Linked DNA regions of Homo sapiens: regions 2 and 3 are each linked to region 1. Evidence: chromatin loops called from intact Hi-C (ENCODE). Cell type or tissue: K562. All regions are shown on one strand. Links, peaks and the distances in the headings refer to the core of each region. The heading gives the core; the rest is flanking DNA.

Region 1 (10,909 bases), core at 4,509-7,008:
AAAATCTTGCCCTATGTTTCTCTGTTCCCACTCCCCCCAAAATCAGCCACTTGTAACTGATTCTGTTTTCAGTGCTTATTGTGGTTGTCTCAACCTGTAGTAGAATTATAGATTCTTTTGTTTGTTTGTTTGTTTTGCTTTTTAAATTAGAGACAAGTTCTTGCCCTCTCACCAGGTTGGAGTACATTGGTGTGATCACAGCTCACTGAAGCCTTGAACTCCTGGGCTCAAGCCATCCTCCTGCCTCAGCTTCCTGTGCAGCTGGGACTACAGGCATGCACCACTCCACCCAGCTAATTTTTTAATTTTTTTGTAGAAACAGGGTTTTGCTGTGTTGTCCCTTGAATGCCTGGCCTCAAGTGATCCTCCTGCCTTGGCCTGTGATTATAGGCGTGAGCCACTGTGCCCAGCCTTAGAAATTATTTCTCAATGCTTTTGCTCTTCTGTGTTCTGTGATTAGGTGACTCTTTATCTCACACCACTTCTACCTTTTCTCCATCCTTCCAAGTTGTGATCACTGTTTTCGTTCCTAAATTGGTTATTTTTAAACTTCAAATAATTCAGGTAAATTTATATTTTATGTTTTGTTAACTGTGTTCCCTGCTTACTGTTTCTTCCATTAATTTAAATATCATCGAAGTTGATAATGCTAAGAACTTGTTTGTGTTAAGGTAATTCTCACATGTGGATAAAAACTGATTAGTGCCAAAAGTTTACAATAAAATATAACAGTCTCCTATCCTACCCTGGGTTCTCCAGAAGCGGCAACTTATAATACTGTTAGTTTGTTCTTTCTGATACTAGCTTATTCCTAAATAATATGTGTATTCAGCTTTTCTGATTAACCAATTTTAGATGTTATCTATTGACCTTTTTATTGGGGCCTGGGATACAGATCATATTATATACCTGTGCACCCAGTTCTGAAAAGTTATATAATAATTTTGGTTCAATCTATAAGCAGTCTATAATCGTTATTTATATTATAGTGACTATGTAAGTATTGAGTGCTGTAATATAGCACATTACATTCATTTGCTTAAACAAATATTTGGTCCCCCTTTCCCACCACATTATTTATAGCCTTGTTTATTCATTTGCTTGGTTTCCTATTGGCTAATTTGCTAATCTCCCCCCTCAGTGTTTCAGCAGATCTCTCCAGCACCTCCCATTAATTTTTCTTTGTTTATCATAGGTTCGAAACTCAATAATTTTTTTTCCTGGAAGTTTCTCTCCTTCAGCCCTCTATTCTACTTTACCAAGGAGTTGTCTTACTCTTTTCAGCTCTGATCCTGGGACTTCCCTTTGTTGCTCTTTTGGGGGACAATTTGCTTTTTGATTGTTTTTAGTCTTATTAGTTTATGCCCTTGTTTTGCTCAAGCACATTCTCCAGAGCTTCCTGAGAAAAGAATATGTGAGAAATAAAATTTTTCCATACATGTAGGTCTAAAATGTCTTTATTCTACCTTTACATAGGTTGGTATTTCAATTAAGTCTGGAAATGCAGATTGAAAATAATTATTCCTCAGAAACTTGAAGGCCTTGCTCCATTAGCAACCAGTGTTTCCTATGTGAAGTTTGATGCCACACTGATTGCTGATTCTTTATATGTGACCTATTTTTTTCTCTTTGGACATTCTTAGAATCTCCTCTTTCCTCCTGGTATTCTGGCATTTCTCAATGTGATTTTTCTTATTATGGCTTTTTTTTTTCATTGTTCTGAGCATGTAATGGGCCCTTATAGTCCAGAGACTTAAATGTTCTTCCTGCCATTCATGCAGGTTTTTGAAATTTCTTCTCTACTATTTTCTTTAGAGCTATGAGTTATTTTTATTAGCCAGTTTTCTATTAATAGACACTGGATTTTTCAAGTTTTCCACCACAAAAAACACTCATGGGCCGGGTGTGGTGGCTCACACCTGTAATCCCAGTGCTTTGGGAGGCCGAGGTGTGTGGATCACCTGAGGTCAGGAGTTCAAGACCAGCCTGGCCAACATGGCGAAACCCTGTGTCTACTAAAAGTACAAAAATTAGCTGGGTATGGTGGCAGGTGCCTGTAAATCCCAGCCACGTGGGAGGCTCAGGCAGGAGAATCGCTTGAACCTGGGAGGCAGAGGTTGCTGTGATCACGCCATTGCACTCCAGCCTGGATGACAAGAGTGAGACTTCATCTCAAAAAAAAAAAAAAAAACAAAAAAACTCCTCACATATATTATCTTTTTTGCATGTACTTTTATATAATTGTGCCAGTTCTTCTGTAAGATATACATGGCTTTTATCTTATTACTTTCTCTGAGAGGTAGAGGGTGGGGCAGGGAAGGCAAGGAGAGGAAGAAGCTTTGAGATTCTCCTACCTGAACTTCAGATTCTGGTGTGATACCTCAATATTGAGTTAGAATGGCTTTATCAAGCATGTTTATTTCTAGTTTTTCATATTATTTTTGTCTTAGTCATGAAGCACAACAAACCAACATAGAACCCATTTCATACTGATGAATAAACAGGTAGCTTCATTCATGTATTCATTTATTCATTCAGTCATGTTGTGATACTCTTTGGGAATACAAAGGTGATACTGTACTTGCTGTCATGGGATTTACAATTCTAGGGATAAGTAGGAGTGTAATTGATAAAACATGTATTTGTGCTTTTCAATAGTAATATTGACTAACTCAAGAAAACTTTTGGAGACAGGCTTTCTTTGAATGGACTGTGATGCTTGCTTGTTTATGTTTTCATGAATACATTTACTAGCTTTTGATTTTTTATATTAGGAGAGAACAGAGTGTCTTGTTGTGGCAGAAATACCTAATATGTAATCCTCTGAATTCTTCAATTGTTGCAAAACATAAACATTTACTAAAGAGTTCAGCAGAGTAGATTAAATGTTATTTAAAACATATGTTATATTGACCTCATGGCTAAATGGCCTGGTTTAGGAATCCATGAATTATCCCACAGGTAATAGCAAAGTTTTCTCCCTGCCTCGTCTCCCACCCCAAATATTTGATTTCCACATATACTGCACAGGGGAATTGAATTTGATGTCGAAAGCCATAAGAAAAAGAGAAACTTTGCTTTTTACTGCTTTTACTAGGAAATAGAAAACATTTTTAGTGACAGGCTATGCTTCATCATGAAAATACGGTTGGGTGTTTTAGGCCTTCACAAATTTGATTTCATTGTACTTAGTGATGGATGTTAGTAAGCTGTGTGAGATGGAGAGAAATTAAAGAATAAACAGGAACCTCTCAAACTTGCTAGTGATGTTCTACAGTTTGTAGCATGAATTTTCTTACTTTTAGTTTTTCCTTATGAAATACTTTATGTAGAACAAACTAGCAGTACTAAAACAAACACCCATGTACCCAATCTGTCAACACTTAGATTTGTTGAAGATTTGGGTGGGCAGAGTCTTCCACCCAAATGGTAAAAGGGGAATACATTACAAGTACATCTGGGGTTCTCTGTATACCTGTCTTCAGCCCATTTTCTGTCTTATTTCAAAGTTCACTGGTGTTCCAGTTTTGTTTTTAGCTGTAATGCTTTTCTTAGTGCTTAAAATATATGTGTATATATTCATAAGCAATATGAAGTATTGATTTGCGTGTTCTAAAACATATTTTACAGTGCCTCTCCTTCGGCTCGCTTTTTCGTGTAACATTGAATTTTTAGATTTTTCCCTGTTAATGCACGTAATTTATATGTAATTTATTTTCACCTGTATAGACTTGTATGAATACATCACAATTTATTCTTTGGTTGAGGAATTACAGGTTTTTCAGTATTAGAAACACTACTGTGTTTAAGGTTCTTGTACTGATCTGTTTATGCATATGTGAAAGATTCTTGAGGACTGTATTTTAAATATGTGGATGTTTAAATTTCAATTAATTAAAATTAACTCAGTTCCTCAGTTACACTAGCAACATTTAAAGTGTTTAATAGCCACATGTAACTAGTGAGTAATGTATTGGATATTGTGGATATGGAATCATTCCATTATCATAAAAAGTTTTATAGGCTAGTGCTCCTTGGGGTTTATACCTGTGTGTGGAATTGTTGTGTCACTGGGCTTGCACATGTTGCACTTCAGTAGATGTTGCTGAGTTGTTCTTTCCAGTGGTATCTGAGCATTCCCTTTCTCAATTGTCTTGCTAAGAATTGGTATAAACAGAAATTCTAATTTCTGTTTTGTAGGTGTGAACTGTATCTCATTGTGGTTTTAATTGAATTTTGAAAATATATAGTGAGGCTGAGCCTTTTTTCTTATACATGTGTTTACCTTTTACAGTTCTCATCTTGTGATTGCCTCTTAATGTCCTTTACTCATTTTTTCTTTTGAGATATTTTAAATTACTGATTTGCATGAGTTTTTTTTGTATTTTATGGATACAAATTCTTTGATTATATTTGCCATATATCTGTGCCTAGTATGTGACTTGTCTTTCATTTTGTGGTGTCTTTTGCCTCACACAAGTTTTAAAATGAAATGTAATCACATTATCAATTTTTAAAAATGCTTTATCTTCTTATGCCTTATTTAAGAAATTACTTCCTACTCTAAGGTCAGAGTTTCCCATATGTGCTTTGCAGAGGTAGATCTTTCATCTGGTAGTATGTAATTTTTGTGTATGGTGTGAGGTAGAGTTGGAGACTTGAGTTTTTTTGCATATGGATAACCAATTATCTTTGTATAATTTTCTGAAAACTTCATTGCCTTAATAGTTTTTTGTTTGCATGGGGGTCAATTTCTGGGTTCTAATTCTGTTCCATTGGTCTATTTGTCCCTATACCAATGTTTCAGTTGAATTTTCCTTTTTGTCAAAGTACCTATTTTTTTCTTTATTTTTTGTAGAGACAGGGTCTTGCTTTGTTGGGTAGACTGGTCTTGAACATCAAATGATTCTCCTGCCTTGGCTTTCCAAAGTGCTGGGATTACAGTTGTGAGCAACCACACCTGGCCAAATTTTCTTAAAATGAAAATAACAGTGATAATTTAGGTCCAAGCCCTCTTCCCAAAATTGATTTAGCTGATGATAAGCTATAATATTGGAATTTATAATATAAAATACTACAATTTTTTTTTTTTTTTGAGACGGAGTCTTGCTCTGTCACCAGGCTGGAGTGCAGTGGTACAATCTCAGCTCACTGCAACCTCTGCTTCCTGGGTTCAAGCGATTCCCCTGCTTCAGCCTCCTGAGTAGCTAGGACTACAGGTGCGCACCACCACGCCCAGCTAATTGTTTTTATTTTAGTAGAGACGGGGTTTCACCATGTTGGCCAAGATGGTCTCAATCTCCTGACCTCGTGATCCACCTGCCTTGGCCTCCAAAAGTGCTGGCTGAGATTACAGGCGTGAGCCACCGTGCCTGGCCTAGAAAATGATATTATAACCAGCAGATGTGAACAATAACATTTTTTTCTGTGATGATATTTGAGAAAAGCGCAACTTAATTACAAAAGAGTGAAAAACAATCACTTTATCAAAGTCAGAACTTCTATACACTTTCAAGTGGTGAATTGAGCCTCACTTAAAATCTAATTTTCACTTTTAATGCCATTTGTTTTCTTTTGAGATATAACTGATTCATTTACCACCAATTTTTATAAATTGGATTTGTAGTTTGGCCATTGTATGAAAATATTTTTTTAAAAAAGTATATGGGTCATATGGGTAGTAATCAGGCAAATTGGTTTTAGATTTGCAGTACCTGTTCAATTATCTGAGATTTAGGGGATCTAGGGCATGTGAGTAGAGGTTCTATTAGGTTTATAAAGTGCTTGTGATGATAATATAGGTTAAGGACCAAGTACCTGGGAAAGATCAAGGGCATACTAAATAGTTGTTCCTAAAGTAATGGGACAATTGCAGAGAGAGGGATGAGAGAAGGAGACTTAAGGATGATGTGTTGATGTGTATGTATATATAAATGAGACATAAATGACTTTTGGAAGGATTACTAAAGAAAAACAGCAATAGAAGAAGACTAGCCTATGTCCAGCAGCAAAAGGAAGTAGAAGACAGTGAGTCAGATAGTGACCAGTACAGGACGCTAGGTGGTGCCATTAGTCTTAGACTGCTTATTTGAAGTCTCTGGAGGCTCAGTAACCTCAGAATAGAAAGATCGAAAGGCGGCCGGGCACAGTGGCTCACGCCTGTAATCTCAGCACCTTGGGAGGCCGAGGTGGGTGGATCACGAGGTCAGCAATTCAAGACCAGCCCGGCCAACATGATGAAACCCCGTCTCTACTAAAAATACAAAAATTAGCCTGGCGTGGTGGCGGGCACCTGTAATCCCAGCTACTCAGGAGGCTGAGGCAGAGAATTGCTTGAACCGGGGAAGGAGAGGTTGCTGTGATCGGAGATCGCGCCACTGCACTCCAGCCTGGGTGACAGAGCAGGACTCTGCTTCAAAAAAAAGAAAAAAAGAAGAAAAAAAAAGGCACTGCTTGTATAGTAAATGAGCGAATTGTCTTATTGAGTATAACCCATAGTATATTATAGTTCTTGATATTTTCTTCTCCAGTGATCATTTTGAAAAATTTTCTGGAATTTGCATTGTAAAGAAGTTTGTCCACCAAATAAACTGTGTTTTAAAAGTAATAGTTCATTTCTTTCTAATTTTAAAGGTTGTATATAAAAAGGTATTTTCATTTAAAATTCATATTAAAAAAGATAATTGAAATTTTCATATTGAAATTATATAATCAGAAGGAACTTGGTGTTTTAATAAGCTTTAGTGGCCTTTTCCTAGGTCAATGTACAATTCCACTGAATTTTTTTGAAATACATATCCATGGGTTCCACATTGGTGGATTAAACCGTGGAAAGAAAATATTAGGGAAAAAGAAATTGCCTGTGTACAGAGCATGTACACATTTTTCCTTGTCAATATTCCCTAAACAATATGACAAAAGTTTACATACATTTCCATTGTATTAGATATTGTTAGTAATCTAGAGATGATTTAAAGTTTGGGGAGGATGTATGCAGGTTATATGCAAATACAGTTGACCCTCAAACAGCACAGGTTTGAACTGCATGCACCTACTTATATTAGTTTTTTTCCAGTAAATACAGTTGGCCCTCTATATGGGTTGGTTTGGCATCTACAAGCAAAAATGGATGGAAAATACAGTATTCAAGGAATGTGAAAGTTGTGTATATGGAGAGAAGGGCCAACTTTTTGGATCTATGGGTTCAACAGGGCCAACTGTGGTACTTTAGTATGTGTGCATTTTGGTATCCAAGTTGGGTCCTGGATCCCTCAAAGATACTGAGGAATGACTGTATTGAAGATGATTCCTTGATTCCTGTTACATTTTTTTTTAAGATTCCAGATTGGGAATAATTAAGTGCATTATTTGATTTCTGGAGATGAGTTACACCATTAAATTTTTGTTGATATGTGTATCGTGCAGGTGACAGAAACCCTAACTCATACTGGCTTAAGTAAATGGAAATTATTGGATCACATATCTAAAAAGATGTTGGTATGGCTGATTTTAGGTGAAGCTTGATGCAGAGGTTCAAATAATTTTATTTGGACCCTCTTCACCTCATCTTCTAGAGGTAGGGTACTGCCATCAGCTATTGGCTTATATCCTTATTTGTGTGTGTGTGTGTGTGTGTGTGTGTGTGTGTGTGTGTCTGTCTGTCTGTTTTAGTGGCTCTAAAAACAGGTGTAGGATTATGTCATATTAGGCCTCTTTGGCTTGTTTGGGTTCCATATCTACTCTGCAACTGGAGATAGAGTTAACACTGCTGGAAATTTATGGATTAAGAGTGTTGAAGGGATGATTCCCCAAAGAAAATTTGGATCTTATTAGGGAAATAAAGAATGGTTGTAAAATTGCACTTATTTCTTTAAGGAAGTCATCTTAAAGCTGTTTTTCTTTGCCAGGTATGGTGGCTCACACCTGTAATCCCAGCACTTTGGGAGGCTGTGGTGGGAGGTTCACTTGAAGCCAGGAGTTTGAGACCGCTCTGGGCAGCATAATGAGATCCCATTTCTACAAAATATTTAAAAGTTAGCCAGAGATAGTGGCATGAACCTGTAGTTCTAGCTACCCAGGAGACTGAGGCAGGAGGATTGCTTGAGCCCAGGAGTTCGAGGCTGCAGCTCGATTGCGCCACTGCACTCCAGCCTAAGCAACAGAGCAAGTCACCATATCTTTAAGAAACAGCAACACCCCCCAACACATGAAAAACTTTTTTTTTTTTTTGGCTAAGCTGTTCTTACACTATTGATTTTATTTCACTAGAATTTGTTTTTACTTTAATCTCATTTGTGCTACTTATTAGTTGTGTGACTTCTCAGAGTCCATTTCCTCACTGGCAAAATTGTTGATACAACTATTGATATAGTTATGGTGATGATAAAATAAGATAATGTGTGTGAAATACCTAGCCTAGTGCCTGGCATATATTAGATATTACAGAAATGTTAGTCCACTTGTAAGCATGGTTATTACCCAGACATGTTTGGATTTTATCAGTCTTTGCTATATGTTTTAAATTAGCCTATAATCTGTAAGTATCACAGATGTTGTAGAATGATCAATTTTCAGATTATCAGTTTGATTTATTGATTACCGCTTTCAGTGCTGAAAATGACAGTTGGTAGATATTGTCCAATTCATGACTTGCCAGTATTTTTATCCTAGTACTTAATGTGCAGATTTAGCTTCTGTAAGATTTTTACAATTAATCTATGTGGGGAAATATAAATTATCTTTAAGGAGTAGCAGTAAGTGTAGTGAAATTATGATAAATGGTTTTATTGTTTGGGGAAATAATATCAACTGCTTCATGTGTTTGAAGAATAAAAGGAAGTTGGCAGCAAGGGAGAAAGATGAATGATTAAGTATGGCTTAAACTTGTTTTTTAATTAAAGTGCTTCATTGTTGTACACAATATTCAAATTATATTTAAATGTAACATTAATTTTTCTATTAACATTCATCTTTATTAGAAAATATTGCTTGTATTTATCATAATTTTTTTCCCCACCAACTATAACACTCTTATAATCTATTTGGGTTAATGCGTGTGTAGTCTCAAGAAAAGAGCCTCCTTAATTGTTTTTAAACTGTTTGAACACTAGAGATTTAGTAACCTACATTTCCAATAACTAACAATACATATGAAACTCTTGATAGTGATGGAATAGAACTAATCATTTCCTTATAATATAGTGATACATCATTATTTGACTTATGGCATATTTAACTCTGGTTAGCTACAAGCAGCTTTATACTGGTGTCTTTTATTCAGATTTGAGAAGTATCAGTGTAACATATAAAGAACTTATTTTTACTAATTTTCACCATATTTTATAGACACAAACCACATGAGACCAAAAATAGTGTATACTGACCTGGCTGGTCATTTTATGGTTGGTTATTGTGTTTATTATTCTGTACTATGTTTGTTGTATTTGTGCTTTAGTTGCTATTTATTTTTAAGAATATTGTGTTATATAGGTGTAAAAGTGATAAGAATGTGCCAGGTATGGTGGCTCACTGTAATCCCAGCACTTTGGGAGGCCAAGGCAGGCAGATCACTTGAGCTCAGGAGTTCAAGTATATCTTTTGTAATCCCAGCACTTTGGGAGGCTAAGGCAGGTGGATCACTTGAGCTCAGGAGTTCAAGACCAGCCTGGCCAACATGGGGAAACCCTGTGTCTACTAAAAATACAAAAAATTAGCTGGGCGTGGTGGCACGTGCCAGTAGTCCCAGCTACTCGGGAGGCTGAGGCAGGAGAATCGCTTGAACCCAGGAGGTGGAAATTGCAGTGAGCCAAGGTCATGCCACTCCACTCCAGCCTGGGCAACACAGCCAGACTTCATTTCAAAAAAATAAATAAATAAATAAAAGTGATAAGAATGTGACATGTTAATAGGGAGAGATATTAGTCCGATGGTAATTAAAAGCAGAGAAAGTTTTAAATAAACTAAATGGTGAAGAATTGGTTTGTTCAACAATAGGAGTTATTTTGAAGAATAAAGCAAGTGATTAAACATGTGAAAAGTAATGTGCCTATGCCCCAAAGTGCTATTGCTTAGTGGGTTATATCTATTGATAATTACAATATTAGAAATTAAAATGGAAACGGTTGAAAATATTCAATACATTTAAAGATAACTGTAATAAACCCAGTATTTGCTAGCATAAACACATTTTTCTGGAAAATAATGATATTTTCTAAACCAGAAAAAAATAGTTAAAAGAATGGTATTGCTTTTTGCAAATCTCTTTAATGTCTGACTTAGTAGAAGACAGCTGGATTTTCATCTGCTTCTGCCTGCCATCTGTTGTAATATATTGAACTGATCCAGAACTCCTGGTCTCAAGCCATTGTTCCACCTCGGCCTCCCAAAGAGCTAGGATTACAGGTGTGAGCCACTGCACCCAGCAAAGCAAATAGTTTTAACCTTGTTGGTTCCCTGAAAAGATTTTGTGGGACCCTTGTAGTCCTTAGACTATGCTTTGAGAACTGCTGGCCTTAGCAATTGAACGTAAGTACAGTAGGAGACATTGGTAGAAATGCTTTTGAATTTACAGTAGAGTCTGGGCATCAATATTAGATGTCTATTGATCTTTTATTAAAAGACTAAGAGTTTGAGAATTTAAAGGCTAAAACATTATAGGTCCTGCTGATCAGACTTTTCATAGCCAGATAGTTCTGTAGGCTTAAGGCCCTTTAAATCCAGATAATGTCCAAGTAAGTGGCAAGGCAGCAATTTGGATTCCATAGCTGCTAAAAAGTTTTTTACGGCATTTGTACATAGATCATTAAGAAGAGAGGAATTATTTCTCACAACCAATTTTTAGTGTAGACAAAACTGGAATATTTTGGAGAAAAATGTCTTAATAGAATGCATATAGCGGTAATGTAGTCTT
Region 2 (10,999 bases), core at 3,328-5,827, 470 kb after region 1:
TTTTTAAATTGGGGTTTTTTTGTCTTTTAATTGTTGAATTGTATTTTTGTATGTTCTAGATGCAATTCCTTCATATGATCTGCAGATGTTTTCTCCAATTCTGTAAGTTGTCTTTTCAGTTTTTTGATGGTATCATCTGTAGCACAAAAGTTTCTAACTTAGCTATAGATTTTTTTTTCTTTTGTTATTTGTGCTTTTGTTATATCTAAGAAACCATTGCCTAGCCCAAAGTCACAAATATTCTGCATTTTCTTCTACGTGTTTTATAGTTTTAGCTCTTAAATTTAGATCTATAAGTAATTTTGAGTTAGTTTTTGTGTATGGTGTGAGTTAGAGGTCCACATTCCTTTCATATGTGAATATCCAATTTTTCATCATTATTTGTTGAAAAGGCTATTTCTTGGCACCCTGGTTGAAAAAAAACAATTGATCATAAATCTATGGGTTTCTGAAATTTTAATTATGTGGCAATTGATTGTTAAAAATCTAAAACTAAAAAACTACAGAAACAAAAACTGGAGAAAATTTTGGTCGTCCATTAGGCAAAAAAAAATTTAGATATGATACCAAAACACAATCCTAAAAAGGACAAATTGATATTTTGGACTTCATAAAAATTGAAAATCTCTGCTATTCAAAAGAAACTATTAAGAATATGAAAAGGTAAGCCACAGAATAGGAGAATATTTTTGCAAAGCTCATATTTGATAAAAGACTTCTATCAATAATGTATAACACCCAGCACTTTGGGAGGCCAAGGTGGGTAGGTCACTTGAGGTCAGGAGTTCAAGACCAGCCTGGCCAACATGGTGAGACCCTGTCTCTTCTAAAAATACAAAAAATTAGCCGGCATAGTGGCACGCCGGTAATCCCAGCTACTCAGGAGGCTTAGGCAGGAGAATTGCTTGAACCTGGGAGGTGGAGTTTGCAGTGAGCTGAGATCGCACCACTACACTACAGCCTGGGCAACAGAGAGAGACTCTGTCTCAAAAATATGTATATACATATATATACACATACATGTATATAGTTTTATATATAACATATATTTTGTTTTATATATAAGTATATTTTTATATATATAACATATATTTTGTTTTATATATAAGTATATTTTATATAGATAACATATGTATTGTTATATACATATTTTTAAAAAACTCTCAAAACCAAAGTTTAAAAAAATCCAATTTTATAAATAGGCAAAGATTTGAACACATATTTCACCAAATAAGTACATGAAAAGACACTTGACCTCATGAAGTGCAAATTAAACCCACAGAGAGGTACCTCTTCACACCTATTAGAATCAATAGAATTAAAAATACTGGGCTGGGTGCAGTGGCTCATGCTTGTAATCCCAGCACTTTGGGAGGCTGAGGTGGCAGATCACTTGAGGCCAGGAGTTCGAGAATAGCCTGGCCATCATGGTGAAACCCCGTTGCTACTAAAAATACAAAAATTAGTCGAGCATGGTGGCAGGCGCCTGTAATCCCAGCTACTTGGGAGGCTGAGGCAGGAGAATCTCTTGAACCCGGGAGGCAGAGGTTGCAGTGAGCCGAGATCATGCCATTGCAATCCAGCCTGGGCAACAAGAGCGAAGCTCCGTCTCAAAAAAAAAAAAAAAAAAAAAGAGACTGGCCGTACGAAGTATTGGTGAGGATGTGAAGGAATTAGAATTCCCATTCACTGCGGGTGAGGATATATAATGGCACAGCCATTTCAAAAGCAGTTTGGAAGTTTCTTAAATGCTTAATATTAATATAGCTATCACGTAACAGAAACATTCCACTCAGATATTTACCCAAGAAAAATGAAATATATGTCTGCAAAAGACTTGTGCATGAGCGTTCATAGCAGCTTCATTTGGAATAGCCCTAGATTGGAAACAACCCAAATGTCCACCAACAGGGGAATGAGTAAGCAAATTGTGGTATATACATTCAATGGAATATTACCCATCAATAAAAAGGAATGGATTATTGAGACAGTCAACATCTTAGGTGAATCTTAAAATAATTACACTCAGTGGAAAAAGCCAGACAAAGAGGAAACACACAGCTAGACCAAAAAAAATACTATAGGATTGCATTTATTTAAAACTTTAGAAAATGCATACTAAACCATAATGACAGAAAGAACAGTGATTACTTGGAAATAATGGAATGATGGAGTGGGGAGAGATGGTCCATTTGGAGACAATTTTTTGTATATGAGATAGACATGATACAGATTGTGAGACCTGAGTTTAAGTATTTGCTGTTGTTGTCATTTTGCATAGGACTATCCAAATGGTGCTGGTACAATTGTTTTCCTATGCAAAACAACAACAGTAACAACAAATACTCAAATTCAGGTCTCACAATTGTATCATGAGATATGGGAAGAATGAATTTCAGAGGGGTACAAGGAAAATTTTTGGAGTGATAGATGACTTTGAAGTGATTGTGGTGATGGTTTTATGAGTGTATTCATAAGCCAAAACTTACCAAATCATACACTTAATATATGTGCATTTTATTGTATGTCAATCACATGTTAATGAAGCCATTTTTAAAATTACGTATGTGTTGATCATGTAAAATGGTGCAGCCACTTTGGCAAACAGTTGAGCGGTTCCTCAGAAAGCTAAATGTGGAGTTGCCATCTAACCCAGAAATTCCACCTTTCCATATCGGCTCAGAAGAAATAAAAACATATGTGCATACTCAGAAATAAACTCGTGCATGAATCTCCATAATAGCCTTTTTTTTTTTTGAGACGGAGTCTCACTCTGTCACCCAGGCTAGAGTGAAATGGTGCAATCTCGGCTCACTGCAACCTCCGTCTCCTGGGTTCAAGCAATTCTCCTGCCTCAGTCTCCTGAGTAGCTGGGATTACAGGCATGTGCCACCACACCAGGCTACTTTTGCATTTTTAGTAGAGATGGGGTTTCTCCATGTTGGTCAGGCTGGTCTCGAACTTCTGACCTCAGATGATCCACCCGCTTCAGCCTCCCAAAGTGCTGGGATTACAGGCATGAGCCACCATGTCCGGCCTGAATATTTGCTCATTTTAAACATAGGACAAATGTGGTGGCCAGGCATGGTGGCTCACACCTGTAATCACAGCACTGTGGGAGGCCGAGACAGGTGAATTGCTTGAGCCCAGGAGTTCAAGACCAGCCCAGGCAACATGGTGAAACACTGTCTCTACAAAAAATACAAAAATTAGCCAGATGTGGTGGCATGCGCCTGTAGTCCCAGCTACTCAGGAGGCTGAAGTGGGAGGATCACCTGAGCCCAGGAGGTTGAGGCTGCAGTGAGCTGTGATTGCACCAGTACCCTCCAGACTGGGCAACAGATCAAGACTCTGTCTCAAAAAAAAAAAAAAAAAAATACACACACACACACACACACACACACACACACACACACACACACACAGTGATTTTTTTGATGCCATGCTTTTTTTTTTTTTTTTTTTTTTGAGACGGAGTTTCGCTCTTGTTGCCCAGGCTAGAGATCTCAGCTAACTGCAACCTCTGCCTTCCGGGTTCAAGCAATTGTCCTGCCTCAGCCTCCCTAGTAGCTGGGATTACACGCACCTGCCACCATGCCCAGCTAATTTTTTGTATGTTTAGTAGAGACGGGGTTCACCATGTTGGCCAAGCTGGTCTCGATCTCCTGACCTCGGGCAATCGATCCGCCTCAGCCTCCCAAAGTTCTGGGATTACAGGTGTGAGCCACCATGCCCAGCTGATGCCATGCTTTCTTAAAATATCATGTGTAAAAGCTTTTAAATAGTCTATTTACAGTTGCTAAGTAATATTTAAGTTCTCTAAAGTCAACTTGAATGTACAAATTACTTTCAAGTCTTGGACAGTTTTTGCCTGTGAGGACTTCCCCATAATCACTAAGAACCTCAGCCCTACTCTGCCCTTGACCTCAGAGTTTCCTTGCCCTCTTGTCGGATTGCTGCCTTGAGAAAGTTCAGACAGAAGCAAGCTTTCTAATCAAGTGCCACCTAATGGTGTGTCAAAATTTGGCTGCCTCAAGTCTTAAATGCACAAATGAATTTTACTGAGTTTGAGGCCAGAATCAAGGACTTATGGTTAGAGGCTGAATGCATGATGGCTGTGTGAATTTGGGGCCTGATGGTGTCTGGCAGTTCATTTTTTCCAAAAGGATGGAGCTGTCTTCTATTTCCTCTTAAATGGAAAAAATTGGCCAGGCAAGTTGGCTCATGCCAGTAATCCCAACACTTTGGCTGGAGGATTGCTTGAGCCCAGGAATTCAAGACTAGCCTGGGCAACATAGGGAGACCCCATCTCTACAAAAAATACAAAAATTAGCCAGGCGTGGTGGCATGTGCCTGTATTAGTCCTAGCTCCTTGGGAGGCTGAGGTGGGAGGGTCTCTTGAGCTTGGAAGGAAGAGGTTGCAGTGAGCCGTGATAAGGAAGAGGTTGCAGTGAGCCGTGATTGCACCACTGCACTCCAGATGGGTGACAGAGGGAAATCCTGTCTCAAAAATAAAATAAAAACATAAAGGGAAAAAAATTATCCTAAAATATTCTATATGGAAAACAAAGAGATAAAAGCTCTGACAGGCATAATGGTCCCACAAAGATCCATGTCCCAATCCCTGCAACCTGTAAGTACATTATGTAACATGCAAAAGGGCCATTGCAGATGTAATTAAGGTGACAGTTCTTAAAATACAGAGATTATTCTGGGTGATCCAGTGAGCCCAGTCTAATCATGTGAGCCTTTAAAAGCAGAGAACTTTCTCCTGCAGGAGGCAGGAGAGATAAGGCAGAAGTCAGAGAGATTCAACGCTTGAGAAGGAGTTAGTGAGCCTTTGCTGGCTTTGAAGGTGAAGGGGCAACGTGACCAGGCGCACAGGAAACCTCAAGAGGCTCAAGGCCAACAGAAAGGAAACGGGACCTCAGCCCTAGCACCACAAGGAGCTGAATTTGACCAACAGCCTGAATAAGCTTGTTAGCAGTTTCCTTCCCAGAGCCTCCAGGAAGTAACAAAGCCCTGCTGCCACCTTGATTTCAGCATTTAGAGACCCTAAGGACAGTACCTTGCCAAGCCCACCCACCAGACTTCTGACTACAGAACTGTGAGAGGCCAGGCGCGGTGGCTCACGTCTGTAACCCCCACATTTTGGGAGGACAAAGCGGGGGAGTAACTTGAGGTCAGGAGTTTGAAACCAGCCTGGGCAACCTGTCTCTATTTATAAAAATCGTTTGTGCGTGTAGAACTGTGAGATAATAAATGGGTGCTGTTTTAAGCTACTAAGTTTGTGGCAATCTGTTACACAGCAATAGAAAACTAATATATGAGCTGCTTGCAAGTAGAGACCCCATGTACTTAAAAGGTTCTCAGATAAGTAAGAGGAATGATTCTTAAATTTTAAAGTTGGGGCTGGGCACGGTGGCTCACATCTGTAATTCCAGCACTTTGGAAGGCTGAGGGAGACAGATCACTTGAGCCCAGAGGTTCAAGACCAGCCTGGCCAACATGGCTAAACCCCGTCTCTGCAAAAAATACAAAAATTAGCCAGGCGTGGTGGTGTACACCTGTAACCTCAGCTACTCTGGGGGCTGAGGCAGGAGGATTGGTTGAACCCCAGAGGCAGAGGTCGCAGTGAGCCAAGATTGCACCACTGCACTCCAGCCTGGGCGACAGAGTGAGAACTGGTCTTGAAAAAAAAAAAATTGGAAGACACATTTAGGGATATAAATAAAAACATGATGGGAGGTATTATATTAGATCACAGAATCAGGACTTTGGGGCTCACATGTTGGCCCTGATGTTGCACTCTGCCGTGGACATGGAACTGGCCTGACAGATTCAGCTATAGTTATAGAAATTCAGAAAGACACAAAGGCTGAAGACAAGTGGGAGATATGGAGCTCTTATTTGTGTCGGCTATCTGCAGGTTCTGTGAGACGGGAACAGTAATGGTGCTGTGTTTTGCCCTCAGCTTGCTGTCACTGGAGTTTTCTACCTACCTTGTACAAAGCCAATCCGTTATCCCCTGCCTCGCAGCATCAGTCCAGTCCTGCACTCGCCAGGAGTATCAAACAGCTGGAAGATGAGGGCACACTTTTCCTCCCTGGGAAAAAAGTCAGTCCTTTCAAGAAGTGAACATACAAGGCCGCTGGTCCCCTTTGAGGGGACAGGACCAAAACAAGAAAGTCATGTCTTGTCATCTGGTGTCTTGTTGTGTAAACCTCCATTCTATCCCATTTCCATAAATTCTTTCAAAGGTTTGAGATGTAGGACAACTGGGGCCTTTTCTCAGTTCGAGTCTTCTAGTTTGAACATTATAATTTAATGTGATTGTTAAGGAGTAAGAATGAAACAATTCCAATGCTACATAAAATAGAGAAATAACGGAAAGTTTCCAGTTTACTTCACAAGCTAACATAACCCTTCCACCAAAACCAGATACATGCACACGTGCGCAAACACACACACACACACACACACACACACCTCAAGCCAGACAGCTTAGTCTCACTTAGGCTATTTATATGGAATTTATAAACACACATCCTAAATGGAATACTAGCAAATTTAATTCATTAGTACAATATACTAAAATAATATTTCATACCCAAGCAGAACCTGTTCCAGAAATGCAAGGATGATCAATATTTTAGAAATGATCAATAGTATATATAGACCGTGTCTGTTTTGTACACTAGTATGGTCCTTGTGTCTGGCACAGTGCCTGGCACACAGTAGCATATAAGTATTTGTTGAGTGACTGAATATTACTATTAATAAGCAGTTCGAAAATAAAATAAGAAGAAAAAGATCTGATGCAAGTACAAATTATAGCAAATATACACGTGTTTGTGTGTTATGTATGTATACACACATCATACATATTCCATACATATACATCTATGTATACATGTATATATGTGTATATGTGTATATATGTATGCATATATACATAAATACATATACATGTGTATATGCATACATATGTGTATATACACATGTGTGCATGCATACGTGTATGTATGTGTATATATGCATATGCACATACATGTGTGCATATGTGTGTATATACATATGTACATGCACATATACATGCATGCACACGCATGTATATGTGTGTATATGCACACACACATATTTCACCCAAGAATAAACTTTTAAAAATGTATATAAGATCTGAATGAAGAATAGAGCAAAAGTTTGCCAAGGTACATAACAGAAGATAAATAAATGCGCAACATGTCACATACCTGTGTGAGAAAAGGCAATAATAAAAGATGTCAGTTCTTTTCAAACTAATTAATAAATGAAATGCAGTGTCCATTAAAATCTCAAAGAGATTTTGGGAGAGACGAGTCAGTAAATTGTTGCAGAAGAAAAGAAATATGAGGGGATTTTGCATAATTATTAAAATCTGTCATAAAACCACAGTAATTAAAACAGATTTGGCATAGAATAGACAGATCAGTAAAATAAAATTTAAAACCTGGAAACAGACTCACATATACACCAGTATTTTGCATATGATAAAGTTAGCATTTAAAATCAGAGAAGGGAAATATTATGCAAGCAAATCATGCTGGAATATTGGTTTCTGTTGGGGAAAATTAAGCTGGAGTCCCCACTGCATGCCAATCATCAAGGTAAAGTTCCAAATAGATCAGTTATTTTTTTAAATACTATAAACAGAATAATGAGAAAATATAGAAAGTGTTTCTATAATCTTGAGTGGTAAAGATTTTTCAAAGCATAATACCTAAAGAAAAATATAAGAGATGCATAGATTTGCCTACATAAAAATTTAAAACTTAAATTTGATTTTTTAAAAAATAACAAGGCAAACCACAAACAGGGACAAGATGTTGGCAGCGTAAAAGATTGACAAAATATTAATAGCCTTAATTTTATTTTATTTTTTATTTTTTTGAGTCGGAGTTTTGTTCCTGTCGCCCAGGCTGGAGTGCAGTGGCACCATCTCGGCTCACTGCAACTTCTGCCTCCAAGGTTCAAGCGATTCTCCTGCCTCGGCCTCCCGAGTAGCCGGGATTACAGGCATGCACCACCACGCCTGGCTAATTTTTGTATTTTTAGTAGAGACTGGGTTTCCCCATGTTGGCCAGGCTGGTTTTGAACTCCTGACCTCCGGTGATCCACCTATCTTGGCCTCCCAAAATTGTGGGATTATAGGTGTGAGCCACCACGCCTGGCCTAATATCCTTAATTTAGAAAACACCCTTGCAAAGCAGAAGGAAAAAGGCATACATTCCATTTGGAAAATGGAAAAAAGGCAATTCACAAAAGAAGAATATGAATAAAAAAGAAATGTTTCTTTTTTTTTTTTTTTTTTCTGAGACAGGGTCTCACTCTGTTGCCCAGACTAGAGTACAGTGGCTCCATCTTGGCTCGCTGCAACCTCTGCCTCCCAGGCTCAAGCAATTCTCCTGCCTCAGCCGCCCAAGTAGATTACACCGTGTGCCACCACACCCGGCTAATTTTTGTATTTTTGGTAGAGACGGGGTTTCACCATGTTTGCCAGGCTGGTCTTGAACTCCTGACCTAAATGTTCCACCCACCTCAGCCTCCCAAAGTTCTGGGATTATAGGCATGAGCCACCACACCCTGCTGAAAGGTTTACTTTCAATAATAAACACAGAAATGCAGATAAAGTAGAAAAAAAATAAATACCTTTTAATATCTCCTGGGTTACCAACAATTTACTTTTTTGTGTGTCTTTTTTTTTTTTTTTCCTTTTTGTGGAGAATTGGGGTCTCACCATGTTGCCCAGGTAGGTCTCAAATTCCTGGACTCAAACTAGCCTCCTGCCTCTGCCTCCCTAAGTGCTGGGATTACAGGCGAGAGCCACTGTGCCTGGTCAGATTATCAACAATTTAAATAATGATAACATAAGCACTGTAAACAAAGACTTCATATATGTAGAAGACAGTCAAGGCTTTAAAAATATGACCTGGAAATACTGTGTGTAGAATTGTTTCTTTTTTCTTTTTTTCAATAACTGGTTTTTGCTTTATTCTGTAGTTCACATAGGACAATCCCAAATTCCACACTTGGTTTCTCTCTTCCGTCTTTGTTATTCTTTCAATGTCTATGTCAACAGAGACTGTTTCTCCCAATAGCATATGCAGCCTCATCCAGGACACACAGGCCCTCAAAGATCCTAGCCCTCTAGCACTGCCACCTGGGCCTCCCAGGTGACCGCACCCATGCCTGTGCTGGGGCTCTGCCCTGGTCCTGTCACCCTGAGGTGTCCTTAGGGCGGGAATGCCAAACAGGCTCCATGTGATGTACCAACTCTGAGTAAATACAAGAGGCTGCCTGGGGCTGAGGGTTGAGAGACAGTCTGTGTCCGGCTTCCATTACAAAGAATGCTGTGATCCATGAGCAATGCCTGCCATGACAATACCCGTTAGAGGTACCTGGAAGGGTGTGGGGTTTGGAGGGAATGGGCTCAGAAAGGGACAAGGTGTGTAGCCCATCCTTGCCTTAGGTAGTTGTTCTGCTACCCAGGCTGTGCCGTCCCACCGGCCAGGTGGCTGAGGAGGAAGTCAAGCCCGCAAAGTTGCAAGTGGCTTCCCCGGGGCCTGCAGGGAACAGCATAAGCTCCAAGCTGGATGGAGTTTCGAAGGGTGCACACGCTAGGCCTCGTGGGGGTCTGCACACTGCAGGCCACGCTGGCATTAGCTCCAATCCTCTGGGGTCCGTCTCATCCAAGCAAAGACAGCTGGTTGGCCTCAGAGCGTTATTATAGATGCCACTAGCAGGTAAAATATTTTTACATGGCCCGGACGCAGAAACGGGCTGTACCTCTGGATAAACTTTTAGAAACTTTCCATCCAAACCAAAAGGATATATCTTCTAGGTGTTACCAAGAAACCTAAACTGAGTAAAAGGACAGGCTTACTTTAATGAAGTTCCAGAATGGGGTGCATGGCTTTGAAAAGCACTTTGTAGCAGAAGATGTAGGGGTGTGTGTAAAGCAAAGTTTCTAGAATACACCAGAGGAAACAGACGCAACCCGACTTGGCCTTTGCTTCCCCTGGATGCTGCTCTGTCCCGGCAGTGGGTGGTTACTGGGTCCAGCTGACTTTGGGGGTGTCGCGATGCTCCGTGTGTGCGTCCAGGTGTCTGCTGAAGTCCTCCTCTCTCTGCCTGTGGGTCTGGGATGCTTTCTTCAGGATCCTTTCCATGTGTCGCTTCTCCTGCACTTTCTCCTGGGCTAGGGTCAGCTTGAACAGGCCGCACCACTTCTCCTCATTCTTTTTGCTTGTTCCCATCTCTTCCTGAGTTGTGCCTTGTCTTTGTGCTTCTTTTTCTTCTTCTGCTTGGTCACTCCAAGCTCTGTGATGCCTTTCGGCTTCAGGGGTCCCTTCTGGACCTGCTTGTAGGCCCCCAGGTCACTAGCCTGCAGTTCGGTAGGTAGCAGAATTTTTTCTGGAGAAAAGATCAAGCAACATATGTGGAGATTTACGTCCAAGGATGTGCATCATAGAATTCCTGAAAATATATATAGAGAGAGAGAGAGGCAGAATCTCAATATGTTGCCCAGGCTGGAGTGCAGGCCCAAGCTCCTGGGCTCAAGCAATTCTCTTGCTTCAGCCTCCTAAGTAGATGAGAGTATAGGTGTGTACTACCATCCCCGGCCAATTTTTTAATTTTTTTTGTAGAGATAAGGCCTTGCTATGTTAGCCAGGCTGATCTCAAACTCCTGGCCTCATGCGATCACCCTGCTTTGGCCTCCCAAAGCTCTGGAATTACAGGCATGAGCCACAGCACCTGGCCCTTAAAATATATTTTTTAATTTTTATGTTTTTTATTACATGTATCTGCTGATTTTTTTTTTACTTAAAATATTTTTAATGGAAATATTTAAATGTTCTCCAACATTGCGAAACCCCGTCTCTCCTAAAAATACTAAAATTAGCCGGGCATGGTGGCATATGCCTGTAATCCTAGCTACTTGGGAGGCTGAGGCATGAGA
Region 3 (6,440 bases), core at 3,941-6,440, 960 kb after region 1:
ACAGAAATAACATTGATTAGTGATTGGCTATACATTGTTCTTTGTATCACAGATTCCAGGAACATGAAGATAATGGGTGAGGGTCACATTGTGCAGTAACACTTTAGATATTTGCCAGCGAGCCTGGAAACTACAAGGAAGGAAAAAAAGAACAAAGTGTTTTTAAACAATTTCCCCTAGGCATGGGGGTGTGTCCTGTGACTAAAGTCTCATTCTCATGTCTCTCTGGGCCTGATAAACTTTGCATACCTCACATTCCTCATACTGCTGAGCTATTTTTTTTTCTCTTCATAGGACCGAGTAGGTTTTTTTTGTTTTGTTTTGTTTTGTTTTGAGACGGAGTCATCCAGGCTGGAGTGCAGTGGCGTGATCTCGGCTCACTGCAACCTCCACCTCCTGGGTTCAAGCCATTCTTGTGCCTCAGTCTCCTGAGTAGCTGGGATTATAGGTGCCCACTACCACACTCGGCTAATTTTTGTATTTTTAGTAGAGATGAGGTTTCGCCGTGTTGGCCAGGCTGGTCTCAAACTCCTGACCTCTGGTAATCCGCCCGCCTCAGCCTCCCAAAGTGCTGAGATTACAGGTGTGAGCCACTGCGCCCATCCTAGTTGCTTCTTTAAACCTATCCCTATCCCACAGTAGCTTCTCCAGATGATAGGCATATTTGTGTTTGTACTCTTGTAGATATGTCTGTTATATAAATGCAACAAGTGTAAACATCCTTGACAGATATATGGACCTTTTTGCTGTAAGGGATCCCTGTTTGAAACCAGGGGGTGGCCTATGATACTATGGTGTATATATTTTGGTTTTTGTCAAGTTCCTGGCTCACAGCTTCTATAACCCTTGCAATTTCCCAAGTGACTAGAGCCGTAAGAGTGTATTTTGTTGAGATATTTGGCCATTTGTCCTCGGTTCCTGAAACAGCTCCAGAGCATAAAAGTGAAAGACAGTCTTTTGTGGGTTTTTTTTTTTTTTTTTTTTTTTAATGAAATCTCACTGTCATCCAGGCTGGATGGAGTACAGTGGCACCATCTCTGCTCACTGCAACCTCAACCTCCGCCTCTCGGGTTCAAGCAGTTCTCGTGCCTCAGCCTACTTAGTAGCTGGGTTTGGAGGTGCCTGCCACCAAGCCCGACTAATTTTTGTATTTTTAGTAGAAATGAGGTTTCACCGTGTTGGCCAGGTGGGTCTCCAACCCCTGACCTCAGGTGATCCACTTGCCTTGGCTCCCAAAGTGCCGGGGTAACAGGAACGAGCCACTGCGCCCTGGGCTATGTTGTTATTTTTAACAGGCCTCTTTCAACCACATCTGAACTTATGTTAATGAGGTGATTTTTGGATAGTCCCTAGATGGCCACATGGTAGGGGGTGCTGGTTGCTAGGGAACAAACCTTCTGCCTTGGGGAGGGCATAGTAGCTAAAGGTTGAGCCAGTGGCCAGTGATTTAATTAATCGTGCCTTTGTAATGAAGTCTCCTTTGTAATGAAGTCTCTGTAAAAACCCAAAGGACTGAGTCCAGGGGGCCTTCAGGAAGGTAAACAATAATACATTCATGTCATGGGAGGGTGGGGCACCCCAGCTCCACAGGGATGGAAGCTCCTGTGCTTGGGACCCTTCAAGACCTCACCTATAAAGGAAAAGATATATAAGTATCTTTTCATCTGGCTGTTCATTTATATCCTTTAAAATATCCTATATAACTGGTAAATGTGTTAGTCCCTGAGTTCTGTGTGCCACCCTAGGAAATTACTTGAACCCCAGGGGGTTGTGGGAACCCCAGTTTATAACCAGTCTGTAAGAAGCAGAGGCAAAAGAACCTGGAGCTTTCAGTTAGCATTGAAAATGAGGGCGGGGCAGTTTTATGAAACTGAGCCCTGAACCTGTGTGATCCGATGCTCTCTCTCCAGGTAGATAGTATCAGAATTGAATTAGAGAACATCTAGCTGGAGTCTGCTGCAGAATCGTTTGCTTGATGTGTGGGAAATTCTCCCTAGGCCTTATGAGAGTATAGAGGGAGAAACTGAGTTTATTTTTTCTACTCCTTATCACAGTTTCATGGTTTAACTCTTACTGTTAAATAATAGGAATTTTTTTTTTTTTTTTTTTTTGGAGACAGAGTCTCACTTTGTTACCCTGGCTGGAGTGCAGTGGTGCGATCTCTGCTCTGCTCACTGCAACCTCTGCCACCCGGATTCAAGTGATTCTCCTGCCTTAGCACCCCGAGTAGCTGGGATTACAGGCGCCTGCCACCGTGCCTGGCTAATTTTTGTAGTTTTAGTAGAGACGGGGTTTCACCATCTTGGCCAGGCTGGTCTTGAACTCCTGACCTTGTGATCCTCCCAAAGTGCTGGGATTACAGGCATGAGCCACCCAGCCCGGCCAATAATGGGAATTTCTTTCTTTCTTTCTTTTTTTTTTTTTTGAGGCGGAGTCTCGCTCAGTAGCCCAGGCTGGAGTGCAGTGGCAAGATCTCCACTCACTGCAACCTCCGCCTCCCGGGTTCACGCCTTTCTCCTGCCTTAGCCTCCCGAGTAGCTGGGACTATAGGTGCCCACCACCACGCCCGGCTAATTTTTTGTATTTTTAGTAGAGACGGGGTTTCACCGTGTTAGCCAGGATGGTCTCGATTTCCTGACCTTGTGGTCCGCCTGCCTCGGCCTCCCAAAGTGCTGGGATTACAGGCGTGAGCCACTGCGCCTGGCCAATAATAGGAATGTCTATCCAGCTGTCTGAGGCTCTTATTTGTAGGGTACAAGATGGTCATTAGTGAGGTATTTTTCTTTCTTTTTTTTTTTTTGAGCTTTGTTGCCTAGGCTGTAGTTCACTGGTGCAATCACAGCTCACTGTGCCCTCAGCCACCTGGGCTTGAGATCCTTCCACTCACCCCCCACTTCCCTGGTAGTTGGGTAGGTGTGCACCATCATACCAAGCTAGGAAAATTTTGTACAGACAGACAGGGGTCTCACCGTGTTGCCCAGGCTGTTGAATTCCTGGGCTCAAGTGGTCCTCCCGCCTTGGCCTCCCAAAGTGCAGGGATTACTGGTGTCAGCCACTGCGCCAGGCCTGTTTTTTTCTTTAGATGGTCATTGGTAGCTCATGAATATTTGGCTGTAGTGCCAAGTGAATACAGGTGTTTTGGATGTGGTTTGTGTCTGTATAGTTACATCATTTCTTTCTCTGGATTGGGCTCTTTGGATGTTACACATTATAAGAGTATAGACATCGAATCATTTGGAGATCTGTTTTGGTCACATAGTCTGTTTGTTACCTTTATATTGTAGCCCTCAGAATGCTGAAAGCAAAGCAAAGTTGCATGTCTAGGCAACCTAGGCCCTGGAAATGAAGGCAGGTGTTCCTGGCCTCTGGTGTGTCTTCATAATGTTAGGGGTGGTAGAGAATGGAGCTAGAAAGAATCTACTCTTTACTATGTCTTACTCTTCAGGGTTCATTCCAGCCCTTGAAGTCGGTAACTAAGTCCTAAAATGTTGGGATTGTGCAAGGAAGGCAGGGGCCTGGATTGGTACATGATACCTCACTGGGACCTCCTCCCAAACGCAGTGGTTACATACAGCCAGAACTCAGCAGCACCGGCATTTATGAGAGGTGTAAGAATGTGAGGATAAAGGATTGTTTGATCTGATTCTTCAGAGGAATTACTTGTCGTTTGGAGATTTTTTTTTTTTTTTTAAACATTCATGGTTTTGATTCTTTAGGAAGAGTCCTGGAAGTAGTAATGTGTGTAACTAAGTCATGAATTTAAACTTTATACCCTGTGCTTTAAGGCTGCTGTGTGTCACCTCTAGTGAGCCTGACTTGTACCACATTTTGGTCTGGTTTGTTGTGCTAGACTAGAATTAACAAAGATGATTTTTATGAGAGTGCTTAGGCTTTTGTGCTGTATGGACAGTTTGGGGTCTTTGGATACATTCCAGTGGCTATCAAGAGTATTGTGTCCTACTGAGAATTTGATTTTTGAGTTGAATGGATACGAATTAAATAGTACCTGGTTTGTTTGGCTTAATACATAATATTGAATTTTATTGTCTCACGTGAATAAAACTGAACACTTCATGATTACATGATGGGGAAACATGTAGGGGCTTTGTCTCTATTGAAATATTTTTCTTACAGTTGTTTTTGTATTTTATTTTAGGCAAAAGTCAACAACTCTAGCTTAATTGGAGTAGGCTATACTCAGACTCTGAGGCCTGGTAAGTATTCTTGATAAAGTAGGATTGTTTTGATAGTATTAAAAAATTTAGTTTTCATTCTTCAGCTTACTTTTCAGACCTTTCAAGCACACAGAAGAGTTGAAAGAAGAGTACAATAAATACGTGTTTACCTTTTACCACAATTTTTTATTTCTTTTTCTTTGCTTTTTTTTTTTTTGCTGGGCCATTTGGTCATGACACTTCTCTTCAGAATAAGGCCCGTCTCTTCTTTTCTGCATAACTATAATACTATCACACCTAAGAAAGTTAGTGATTCCTTATTATTTAATACCCACTTCCTGTCAGTTTCCTCGCTTGTATCTGAAATGTTTTGTAGTAATTTTTATTTTGTTGATCAAAGTTCACTCATTGCTTTGGTTCTGCCTATAGTCTTGTTGACTTTATATAATATTTTGAAGCGTGCTGTGTCTAGAACAGCGCTTCTCCAACTTCAGAGTGCACATGACTCATCTTGGAATCTGCTTAAAGTACTGGAGACTTCCCCCTTCAGATAGGGATTTTCCTCCCCAAAGTTTATTTTGGTGATTTTGAAACCTAAAGAAAAGTTGGAAGAATGGTACAATGAACATCATATGTCCTTACCTTGCATTGACCAATTATTAACAATTTATTAACAATTATTAACATTTACTACATTTATTTTATGTCTGAAACTTCACATACTTTTAAAAAAATGTATGTTTTGCAGACATACAGACATGGCAGCCCCTAGCATGTGTATCCTAAGAGTAAGACATTTTTCTTTATAAGCACAATACCATTGTCGCATCTAAGAAAACTAACATTAATGTAATACCAAATACATATTCAGATTTACCCCCGTTCCCAAATGTGTCTTTATTGTAGGTTTTCCTTTCTAGGATCGAATTATGATTATGTCTTTAGTCTCTTTTCATCGGGATAGTATACTCAACATTATAGTATATTCTAGAACACTTTGAAGTTGTTATTAAAACATTTCTCTGTGACTTGGTGCCTTAGCTAGAATGGTAACCCAGTTCTTCTGGTGTCTCAGATACTTCCAAGCGCCCTCTGGTGGCCAGCACTAGTAGGTCAGCTGACAGGCTGAGGAAGTGACAGGCAGGCTCTGGGGATGACTGTGAAAGAAGGCCCAGACTGAGTGACGTGCCAGGTACATCACGGTTTTTTGTTTTTGTGTTTTTTTGTCTTAATAGGTGTGAAGCTTACACTCTCTGCTCTGGTAGATGGGAAGAGCATTAATGCTGGAGGCCACAAGGTTGGGCTCGCCCTGGAGTTGGAGGCTTAATCCAGCTGAAAGAAACCTTTGGGAATGGATATCAGAAGATTTGGCCTTAATATATTTCCATTGTGACCAGCAGCAGGCTTTTTTCCCCCAAGAAGATGATCAAAACAAAGGATGATCTCAACAAGAGCTGTATTTTAAGTATTTAGACAGTTCTTTGTTAGCTGGTTTCTAGTTGGTTATCTAGTTACCAATGCTGCAGTCCTGCAGTCACCTATACATTATTTAAATGTATTTAACTGTTAAATGCGCTACCCACCAATAATGAAATAGACCTTTATGAAAACTGTGCAATTGTGTGCATGTTTGTTTTTATGTTCCTTTAGAAAACATTGACTGTTACCATTGAATGAGATGGATCAGTGGATATTAAGATGAGGTTACAAATTTTGTTAAGTTCAGCCATTATTACTTTTGGTATCCCAGAACATGACAAATTATGAATAAAACAAGTATACATAATTAATGGCTCCAAGTATTTGCGGAGTTCCACGTTTGCCAGCTAGGATCAAATCCCCGTGGTAGCTAGCCAATACTTGATTTTTCCAGTGAGTATTTTGCTCTGTACCTAAATCTGTGCCACAGAATCTTCTGTGTCCCTAGATTCCACGAGCTTTTTAAGACTACAATAAGAGGATACATGCTTTTACACTTTTACATGCACAGTTTGTAAGTCTGTGCAGAATTGCCCTGCATCATTGAAAGGAAAAAGAGAAGGTGCTGAAAAGTTACACAAACACACCATACCCCTGTGAGCTACTGCTAGGAACATAAAGTAGGCCCTGGTTTGGTGAGATGGTGTTAAGCATACAGAAGAGGAGTAAGGTGTAGACAGTGAGGGTAACCTGAGGGACTGTGAGAGGTCATTACTCATTTCCTTCTAGGCAGACACACTGAAAGGTGGGTATAGGTAGGAGACCAGAGACAACCCCTTTAGGCTG

The links. Hi-C counts contacts between places; a loop is a spot of excess contacts. Peaks named below come from ENCODE experiments on the same cell type or tissue, not always from the same donor. Only the 100,000 strongest peaks of a DNase experiment are listed, where the experiment ranks them.
Region 2: a loop joins it to region 1, with 5 times the contacts of the local background. A loop is called at or near these places in 9 of 110 quality-filtered maps.
Region 3: a loop joins it to region 1, with 5 times the contacts of the local background. A loop is called at or near these places in 50 of 110 quality-filtered maps.

The regions. Positions count from the first base shown.
Region 1 is chr10:74,260,140-74,271,048 of GRCh38, forward strand. The region is part of intron 3 of ADK (adenosine kinase); the gene reads left to right. Among named protein-coding and RNA genes, the nearest start is that of ADK, 110 kb to the left of the region's middle. In K562, for the core only: a CTCF peak has its summit at 6,050 (motif pointing right); a DNase peak (open chromatin) is centred at 6,062.
Region 2 is chr10:74,734,294-74,745,292 of GRCh38, forward strand. It overlaps the pseudogene FAM32CP. Among named protein-coding and RNA genes, the nearest start is that of KAT6B, 87 kb to the right of the region's middle. RefSeq lists an enhancer at 5,028-5,117. In K562, for the core only: CTCF peaks have their summits at 3,996 (motif pointing left) and 4,779; a DNase peak (open chromatin) is centred at 4,808.
Region 3 is chr10:75,225,488-75,231,927 of GRCh38, forward strand. VDAC2 (voltage dependent anion channel 2) reads left to right here. Exons shown (of 10, transcript NM_001391963.1): 9 at 4,157-4,214; 10 at 5,411-5,961. The coding sequence ends at 5,502. Among named protein-coding and RNA genes, the nearest start is that of COMTD1, 7.2 kb to the right of the region's middle. RefSeq lists an enhancer at 740-1,493. In K562, for the core only: a CTCF peak has its summit at 5,272 (motif pointing left); a DNase peak (open chromatin) is centred at 5,264.